2 separate regions of the Homo sapiens genome follow, and region 2 is linked to region 1. A link is a contact called in ENCODE Hi-C or POLR2A ChIA-PET data. All regions are on one chromosome and are shown on one strand. Each heading gives the region's core, a stretch centred on a gene start or an enhancer-like site at or near the end of the contact. The rest is flanking DNA. Distances are from core to core; before and after follow the strand shown. Region 1 overlaps DST (dystonin). Region 2 overlaps DST (dystonin).

Evidence for each region. A loop is a pair of places that touch in the nucleus more often than their neighbours do. ChIA-PET counts read pairs that join two places held with the same protein, here RNA polymerase II (POLR2A). Pooled maps may share reads with other maps.
Region 2: a map of Caco-2 shows a loop between it and region 1 (3-fold over the local background). The contact joins two enhancer-like sites. A Hi-C loop is called at or near these places in 1 of 168 maps with a recorded cell type or tissue (Caco-2) and 1 of 50 pooled maps. POLR2A ChIA-PET finds 5 or more read pairs at or near these places in 9 of 52 experiments (Caco-2, GM12878, H1 and 6 more).

What each region holds. Positions count from the first base shown.
Region 1 is chr6:56,690,789-56,695,725 of GRCh38, forward strand. The region is part of intron 9 of DST (dystonin); the gene reads right to left. Among named protein-coding and RNA genes, the nearest start is that of DST-AS1, 150 kb to the right of the region's middle. Within about 2 kb of position 2,508, at least 23 of the 41 ENCODE cell types and tissues checked have a DNase peak (open chromatin) inside an H3K27ac peak, as active enhancers do; they include PC-9, where a contact is called at or near this core.
Region 2 is chr6:56,726,655-56,731,591 of GRCh38, forward strand. The region is part of intron 5 of DST (dystonin); the gene reads right to left. Among named protein-coding and RNA genes, the nearest start is that of DST-AS1, 110 kb to the right of the region's middle. Within about 2 kb of position 2,062, at least 5 of the 41 ENCODE cell types and tissues checked have a DNase peak (open chromatin) inside an H3K27ac peak, as active enhancers do; they include PC-9, where a contact is called at or near this core.

The sequences.
Region 1 (4,937 bases), core at 1,258-3,757:
GAAGTTTCCAACCAAAGATAATTAAGAAACAGAGTCAAACACCTCCAAGGTAACAGGAAGAATGTCCTAAGAGGAATAGCTAAACTCTTGATTTGGACTCTTTGTGTGCCACAGAATAAATAAATAGTCTTTATCTGAACTACAGGGACATGAGATGTCAAACCCTTCAGATAATATAATGACTACCCATTCAGCTTTAACCTAGAAGACGTCAGGCTTTATATACATTGCATTACAGTTATTTCGCAAATCTGACTGGTCAGTTTATGACTTATTTCCACATATATTTTCCATTGAAGGAAAGGCTAATGTACCACTAAGGAAACAGATTATAAAAATTTCCATTAATGCAAAAATGTACAGCTTACTTGAAGCCAAATTATGCTGGAAAACATATGTGAAATTAAACCAAGTGCTTATATTCATAAACATATAGTAGTCAAGTAGTTTTCTTTTGCACTAGGCTTTATGACAGAGCTACATAGATAATGACACAGACTGAATGCTTTCTTTTTAAAATATAACCACTGTAAAATATAAACAGAACTGATGGCATAATATTGGCAAGGTGTAGCGGTGTATATAAACAGGACACCTTCAGGAGAACTCAGAAACCAAGGTCAGTGATGATGGCGCACACTAACCCTCATAAAACCTCATTCTATCATTATGCAAATGATCTCTGCTCATTGATACAATGACCTTGCCAAGAATGTTTAACATCACAAATATTCTTTATGTTCAGATTTTTTATTAAAAGATAAAGTTAGGAATAGCTTAAAGAAAAAGCCATCAACTCCTGAGTAGTAACATGTAGAGGTTATGTGGATAATACATTTTTTGAGCAATTAAATAAATACCTATCTAATTATATTTTAAAGACAAGTAAAAACCCCAGATAAGTAACTTGTCTAAAGCTAAATATCAGTGTTAGGAATAAAGATCTCAACTTCCTAGTAGTCTGTGTCATTTTCAAATTCCTATGGCATGCTACCCTAACAATTTCTGATTTTAGACTGGGGCTGGGGAATAACATAAAGGAAAAGATGTACCCTAGCCCTCAAAACATATGCACAGAATTGACAGCAATTATGTGAATGTTTCTGCACATGAAAATCAACAGAGAACCAGAATCTGGCTTTTCAAACTCATGAATCAGCAAGTCGGTATTGACTGATAATTTTACAGTATCCTATTATTTGTTACAAAGCTATTGTCTTCTCATGACTATTTCTAATTGAACTTTTACCTACAGTCCAACTAAGCTTCCACAGGCTATTCCACAGGCAAAGTCAAGAATCATGAACCAGAAAAATTCAAAAGATATGCACTCTCTTACTGTAGTGCTTTTTAAAGTCTTCCACCAATAATGAAAATGTACAGGATTTTTAGATTAAAGTGTGGTCAAAGAATGTGCACAGCACAAAAATAAAATCATAACAATCAAACCTGAGGCTACTAACAAAACGCAACAGAAACTCTATGGCTTTTACATACACTAATATGAAAATAACTTTATAAAAGACAAATTAGATGTCAGTCTGATGTGAGCACCTGGAACACTTATTTACTTGAACTCAGACTCCACATTTCACTTACCTCATTTCCATCTGTGTCCTTAGAAACAGAGGACATACTAGTATAAAGGGAATGGCATCTCTTTTTTTTAAACTGAAAATGCTGTGTTGCATGAGGGCAAAATCTCTCAGTGTTTTGCTTTTCTTGAATACTGCTATAACTTTTTGGTGGGTCTTCAGGAAACCCACTTTTTTCGAGTGATCTTTCTATACCCGAGGGAATAGAGCTTAAGCTGGCTGCCTTTCGGAAAGAAAAAACATCAGTTTTTTCCTGGAATGTTATTTCGCTTGTGTTGACATCATCTAAATGTTTCTTCCTCTTTGCGCAATATGGAGTGCTGTCTTTTTCTGAAATCCTTTCATCCAGTTCACTAACTTTTACTTCTGTTTCACTGTCTTTAGCAGGAGAAGTGTTCACACAGTCAGACCAACTGCTTACAGCACTCGGCAGAAGTTTCTGTTTAACGCTGTCAGCTACAACTTCTGTCTTCTTTTGCTGAATACCATCTCCCAGTGCAGAGTTTAGGGTAACAGATTCCTGCTGTACCAGTCCCCTGGATAAAGGAGCTGGCTGTTCTTTTGAAGGCTGACTGCTGCTCTTCTTCTTGCCTTCATTTTCATTGTTTGCCCCAACTGACTCTTTGTCACCTCCAGTTTTTTTGATCGGTTTTCTTCTGAAATATTTTCTTCCAGGAGAGTATTTTTCAGGGTTCAAAGGAGTTTTGGCAGGATCTACATATTGTTCTTCTTTCTCAGCTCTTACACATCCACAGACATTCCCCATTTGATTTGTAGGAGATCACAGCTCCATAGATTCACTCATTTCAAAATCCAGAGCTTACTTAGATCCTCTCCATTAAGTCTGAAAATTCCACTCTGACATCTGTTCCACACAGACTTTATGACCATCCTCTTCAGTCTGAGGCCATTTTGCTTATGAGAAAGGCACACACAAGAAATGCCGTGGCATCCTGCCCAGCCGGTCCGTGTCTCATTAGACACTGTGGCTTATTTCTGGCCACCAATCCTCTTAGACAAACATTACTGCTCACTGTCAAATTACAACACTGATGAGCTCTCAAGGCAAACCCTTAGCTTCACTGTATGAGAAGATTATGACTGTTTTTAACCTTCGGTTTTCTGAAATGCAGATACACTAATGAAGTTTGCACTTAACCTTTGAAACTATTTGGTGGTTCAACGAATGAGAGCAAAAAGAAAGCAAACACCAGTCAGGAGAGATTTAGGAAAGTGCCCTTCAAATTTGGATTCAAAGTGCCTTTCAAATTGAATTTCAGAGACTCTCTACCCTCTACCATATATTTTTTTTTCTTAAGAAATACCAACTAATTTTGGTACTTGCACACAAACACATCAAAAGCTCAAAGATCTCTGTAAATTTTATTAAGACTCTTATTCAAAACAAGTCATAAAAAATAATAAGCTGATTCAATAGCTAGCAGGAGAGATAAGTGCTAAATGCTTATAATTCTCTAATAAAATTGTTTCTAAAAAAAATCAATCTTTTAAAATAGTTTATAATACTTTTCAAATAATATAAATTTCCAAGCCATGACCTTATCTAATTATTAGGACTTTAATGTGATACCAAATAGATAAATTATATAATTTAAAGCATGAAAGATTTAGCAAAAGGAAATATATGTGCATTCATATATATATATATACATATATATATATGTAGTTAAACTTTATATGTAACTTTTATAATCATACCCTAGTTAAATATTATACAGTTTTTATGAGGGCCTTGCTGGAAAAATAATGAATCAGTATGAGACTTGATTATCTAAGGTGTGCATATTTCTAACACTGAGTCATAGATATGGTAAAAAAAAAAAAAAATTAGAATAGCATGAAATGGATTTACACATAAGTACAAATCATTTCACTACTAAAAAAATTAATAATTGCCTTTCACTAGGTAGTCTTTAGACTGATCAAAAGATGGAACTCATTATATTTTACTAAGTAAGAATACTCAGTTAGTCAAGTTAGCAATGATACTGTAGATGTTTGTCAATAACAGATCCTGCATTGTAAAATTTTCCTTAATCATTTAAAAACATTCTCCGGTAGCAAAAACTGAACATCCCAGAAGAGAAGCTGGTAAAAATAAGGTCCCAGATTTTTTTTTGTTTTTAACTTGATTTTCAGTGTATTCAAAGGTAATGAGTGGTACATTATTCAAGAGACTATAAATGTATAATGGCTGATATTTGTACTAACATGATGGAGGGGCAACCAGTGATCTGCACTCCCCCAATCCTTCCCTCCATCTCTGCTGATGAAGTTTAGATATTTGTCCCCTCCAAATTCCATGTTGAAAATGTGACTCCCAATGTTGGAGATGGGCCTAGTGGGGGGTGTCTGGGTCACAGGGGCGGCTCCCTCATGAACGGCTTTCGGCCATCCCCACAGTAATGAGTTCTTACCCACTTAAGAGTTAGTTGTTTGAGGCCAGCAACGGCAGTTCATGCCTGTAATCCCAGCACTTTGGGAGGCCGAGGCAGGTGGATCACCTGAGGTCAGAAGTTCAAGACCAGCCTGGCCAACATGGTAAAACCCTGCCTCTAATAAAAATAGAAAAATTAGCCAGATGTGGTGATGCGTGCCCATAATCCCAGCTACTTGGGAGGCTGAGACAGGAGAGTCACTTGAACCCAGGAGGTGGAGGTTGCAGTGAGCCAAGATTGCACCGCTGCACTCCAGTCTGGGCGACAGAGCGAGACTCCCTCTCAAAAAAAAAAAAAAAAAAAAAGAGTTAGTTGTTTGAAACAGCCTGGTACCTCCTACCCCTCCTCCTCCTTCTCTCTCTCTCTTACCATGTGACAATCCTGCTTCCCCTTTGCCTTCCACCATGACTGAAAAATTTTCTGAGACCTTACCAGAAGCAGATGCCAGGACTATGTCTCTTATACAGCCTGCAGAACCATGATGATCCAAATAAACCTCTTTTCTGTTCTTTATAAACTACTCAGCCTCAGGTATGCCTTTACAGCAACACAAAATGAACTAATACACCTGCCAAACTAAGCAGCTGTCCATTTCTAGGCCATATACACTGCTACCTCTCCCAGAAATGGCCCAACTTAGTCTGCCTGGTTACTGGCATTCATCTTTCAAAGCCTATCTCTAGTATCTGTGAAAATTTCCTACATTCTCTAAAGCCATTCAGATCCCACTACAATGCTCCTTTCCCATACATTTCTATTTTCATTTATATCACCAATAATATTCATCACCCTATGTTATAGTTAATTTCATGGACACTCTCCCAATAAACAGAACAATATACTTCATTACCTTAGTATCTCTGGATCTAGCATGTGGTGGCTA
Region 2 (4,937 bases), core at 812-3,311, 35 kb after region 1:
ACCTTTTTAGCTTTATAAGAAGAAAGTCACCATAAGTTTATTTCTCTTTTCCTGCAGACTAACGTTTATCTCACTCCTACCAAAGCAAGCCTTTCACTTCTCCATCATAGAAGTAATATAGTATACTAGTGGGAAAAAAAGCTTTATTTAGTTTCATATTCATTCATTACACATCAAATTCCTTAGTACGGTCTGAGGAAAACAGCAGTGTATCAGACAATATGCTAGAGGCCGCAGATGCATTGTTTCTTATAACAGATATAACCTGTCCTTATGCAGCTTTGAGTCTAGTTTTGAATAACAAACCAAGTCTAGTGCTTTAATCCTCCTACTACAGAACTGTAAAAGGAAAATAAATCTTGGGGCCCCAAAATCACTAAGCTAAAGGGAAAAGTCAAGCTGGGAACTGCTTAGGGCAAACCTGCCTCCCATTCTATTCAAAGTCACCCTCTGCTCACTGAGATAAATGCATATCTCATTGCCTCCTTTGGAAAGGCTAATCAGAACTCAAAAGAATGCAATCATTTGTCTCTTATCTACCTGTGACCTGGAAGCCACCTCCCCACTTTGAGTTGTCCCACCTTTCTGGACTGAACCAATGTACATCTTACACATATTGATCTATGTCTCATGTCTCCCTAAAATGCATAAAACCTAGCTGTGCCCGGACCACGTTGGGCACATTTCGTCAGGACCTCCTGAGGCTATGTCATGGGCACACATCCTCAACCTTGGAAAAACAAACATTCTAAATTAACTGAGACCTGTCACAGAACACACACACTTCCAATGTGAAGATCTGTACAACATGATTTAGAATATGTTAGCACCACTGAACAAAGTGTAATTTTTTTTCTTCTTTGAAAACGCTTTAGAAATTACCCTTTTCCAGCTAAAACAATGACCCTCAGGAATGCTGCTTGGCTTCTTTGCATACTTTTATCTGTATCTCTAAACTCTTGCCTAGTGTGTTGATTGAAGAAGAATGCAAATAGAAATTTATGGCTACATAACAAGGCCAGGGCATACCAGCCAAGATAGAGTATATGAGGGAATGCTGAAAGAAATTAGAACACAGCAAAGAGGCCATGTGCCCTAGCATATTGCTTTCTTTCTACTTCTCTGTCTCCATTTCTTCTTCATGATTCAAGATTCTGTGTCTTTATATTTTGGCATAATGCAATGGCATGATGTAGTTCTGTGGAGCCAGGAAGGACGAAGGACTAAATCTCAGCTCTGCCAACATTTTAGCTACTTCATGTTGGGCAGATAACTTATCCTCCCTGAGCCTCAGTTTTCTCACTGATAAAATAAGGATTAAATCAGATAATGTATGTAATGTATCTAGTGCAGGGTCAAGCACATAATAAGCACTCAATAAATGGCATTGACAGTGGTGGTAGTAATAATGATAATCAGGAATAAGAAAGTCAAGAAGAAGAAAAACTATAAGTTGACCACAAGATAGAACTAAAGTTATTTGAGGGAATTACTGAATAAAATTTTGGTGTTCTTAATTTGAAAAGATAGTTCACAATTTTATCAACAAACACTAAAATGACTTATAATTGCTTAAATGGCCCTCATAAGAAAAAACAAAAAGTTTGTCTTCTTGTCATGAAATAATTTTAGGTTCAAAAGATATTTTGCTATTAATCCATTTTTCCATTCTATATAAATAAATTCTTGTTCTGTATTCTTCAAAAATGTCAATTTCATACAAGTCTCCAAAAAGGCTATAGAAACTGTTTCCAATTAAAGCAGGTTGGCAGGACATGGTGGCTCACACCTATAATCCCAACACCTAGGGAGACAAAGGCAGCAGTCTGGCCAACATATTGAAACCTCGTCTCTATTAAAAAATACTAAAAATTAGCTGGGCATGGTGGCTCATGCCTGTAATCCCAGCTGCTCAGGAGGCTGAGGCACAAGAATCACCTGAATCCAGGAGGGAGAGGTTGCAGTGAGCTGAGATCACGCCACTGCACTCCAGCACGGGTGACAGAGCCAGACTCTGTCTCAAAAAAAATAATTAATTAAATAAACAAATAAAGCAGGTTAAAGAGACATGACACCTAAATGCAATACCTGACCCTGAACTGGTCCTTGCCCTCGGGGAAGAGAGGATGATGTAAAAGATCAACAAACAAGACTGAAATACAGACATTAAAATATTATACCAATATAAATTTATGAAGTTGCTAACTGTGTGGTCCAAAACAGAATAACCCTATTCTTAGGAAATACATACTGAAGTATTTAGAGGTAAAGGATTATGGTATATATAACTTACCCTCAAGTGGTTCAGATAAAAAAAGTACACACACACACACACACACACACACACACACACACACACGACTGGGGAAGGGAGAATAATAAAGCAAACTAGGTAAAACATTAACAAGAGCTCAATCTGGGTAAACAGTCTATCAGTGTTCCTTGTACTACTTTATTTTTGCAACTTTTTAAAGTTTAAAATATTTCCAAGTGAGTTCGATAAGGCTAAAGTTTAGGAACTACTAACATAAATCTAAGGTCTGGGGAAAAAAGTCTTATTTGTAGGTTTTAAGAACCCAAAGCAATACACTCTACCAAGCAGTATTTTTCATTAGCCCTTTATAAAGTTGATGCTTCAAAAATTCCCCTATTTTGGCTGGGGGCAGTGGCTCACGCCTGTAATCCCAGCAGTTTGGGAGGCTGAGGCGGGCAGACCACCTCAGGTTAGGAGTTCGAGACCAGCCTGACCAACATGAAGAAACCCCGTCTCTACTAAAAATACAAAATTAGCTGGGCGTGGTGGCACATGCCTGTAATCCCAGCTACCTGGGAGGCTGAGGCAGGAGAATCACTTGAACCCAGGAGGCGGAGATTGCGGGGAGGCAGAGGTTGCGGTGAGCCGAGATCGCACCATTGCACTCCAGCCTGGGCGACAAGAGCAAAACTCCATCTCAAAAAAAAAAAAAAAAAAATTCCCCTATTTAATCTGAGCCCACAGATGTGAAATTATTCTCGATCACTTTGCAATGGTCAAAACCACAGAGGAAATAGAGCTTTTTTTTCTGTTCTCTAAAAGATACCACTGTGTTCTCAGCTTGAGGATTTATATTATCTTCCCGCCACCAAATCAGAAAATAAAGAACAGTGTGATTGATTTGGTGGAGTCATGAAGTCACTGACTTCACTATGTGGGCAAAGAATATCTGCGCCATGAGTAAATTAAGCTTTCCAAAGTCGTGATGGAACAGTGATAAAATCTGTGATAGTCAGTTGGGTGTCTCCCATGCAGTAACCAAGTAGATGACTAACAAACAGAGTGTGTCCAACAATGGCATCCAGGGCCTCTTCCTCTCCAAATGCATTTATGTGTCAATAAATTAAAGTTTACAAAAAGAAAAAATATTTAGACCAAATATCCTCTTTCAAATGTGAAGGAATAAATTTAAAATATAGCTGATCAGTATTGAAGAATATATTTCCACCATAAATTGCCAATTAGATGGATCCTATGCAAGGAAACCACATTATATAGACTTCTCTGGACTCCAATCTTCCCCTAAAAATCATTTATCCCCTTAAACTACTCCTCCTAAACACAGTCTCTCATGGCTCAAGTTCTAATTCCAGGCCCAAGTAAGTGATTAAAGGGAGTCTTCTAATGATAGCTGTTAACATACTTCAGAAAATAAAGTCCTTCCTTCTTTCTCTGTCCCCCACCCCATTCCCCGAGAAAAGCAAAAGCTAAATCAGTACTTAACTCATAGGTGCCATTTCTCATATTGTTGTCCTATGAATTTCTAGACAGCAAATTGCACATGATGAGTAACAACAAGTAGTTATATAAAACCCTCTAATATAAAGAGGGAGTACCTAGTGTCATAGGTAGAAGAGGCAGAAATAAATGTTGTAAATGACAAAAGAATGTCATCAATTTTATATTTTGGAACAATTCTCCAGGTAAAATTTAGCTAACTGAAGACACAGGTATTTCCAATAACAACCAGCTCTTACTCTAGTTCTGCAGTTTAAATTATGCTAAAGAATAATATATAAATGTTCCTGACACCAGTAATTTACCTAGAAACCATGATTTGCAAGGTAAATAATCTGTGTGTTAACTGCACTTTATTCTTAAAAGTATTCTGAAGAATGATGAATCAAAAGGAAAACATTCTTAATAGAACAATCAGTTTCAAGGGCAGGCTTAGTCATACAACTGAACTACCGGAACACTAAAATTTAAATACATCTGGAAAAAAGCCACGGATGTCTGCTCACCAACAAATACAAGTTTTAATTAATTAGCCGATTTGCTTTAAACAAATGTAATTTTAGCCTGAAAAATACAAAATAAGGCCATATTAACTTTTTTCTGGAGAAAAGGTTACATTTTAAAAGTCCTCAGGGCCCATCCTCAAGCAGCCTTGGCCCAGGGCTGGGGTGTGCAGGGCACCAGGATGCCAGTGGGAAAGCGAGATGGAGCAGCAGTGGTTGAAGGCCAGGCTGAGGGCTAGGTGTCATCCACTGAGACTAAACAGAGTTTAGTGTTATCTGCTGGACTGTTGAGTGAAAAATATTCTCTGACCTGATCCTGAATTTTCCTTGATAATCAAAAGATTAAGAAACAGGGTCACACCACGTTACCCAGACTGGACTCAAGAGACTCTCCCACTTCAGTCTTCCAAGTAACTGGGACTACAGGTGTGCACCACTGTGCCTGGCCCAGAATTGTTTTCTTCATTTCATTTTTGGATTGTTCTTTGCAAGTGTATAGAAACACAATAGTTTGTTAAATACTGATATTGTATGCTTCAACCTTACTGAACTCATTTATTCATTCTGGTAGTTATTATGCTAGGTTCCTTGAGATTTTCTTTAAACAAGATGCTATCATCTGCAAATAGAGATGGTTTTACCTCTTCCTACTCAGTGAAACC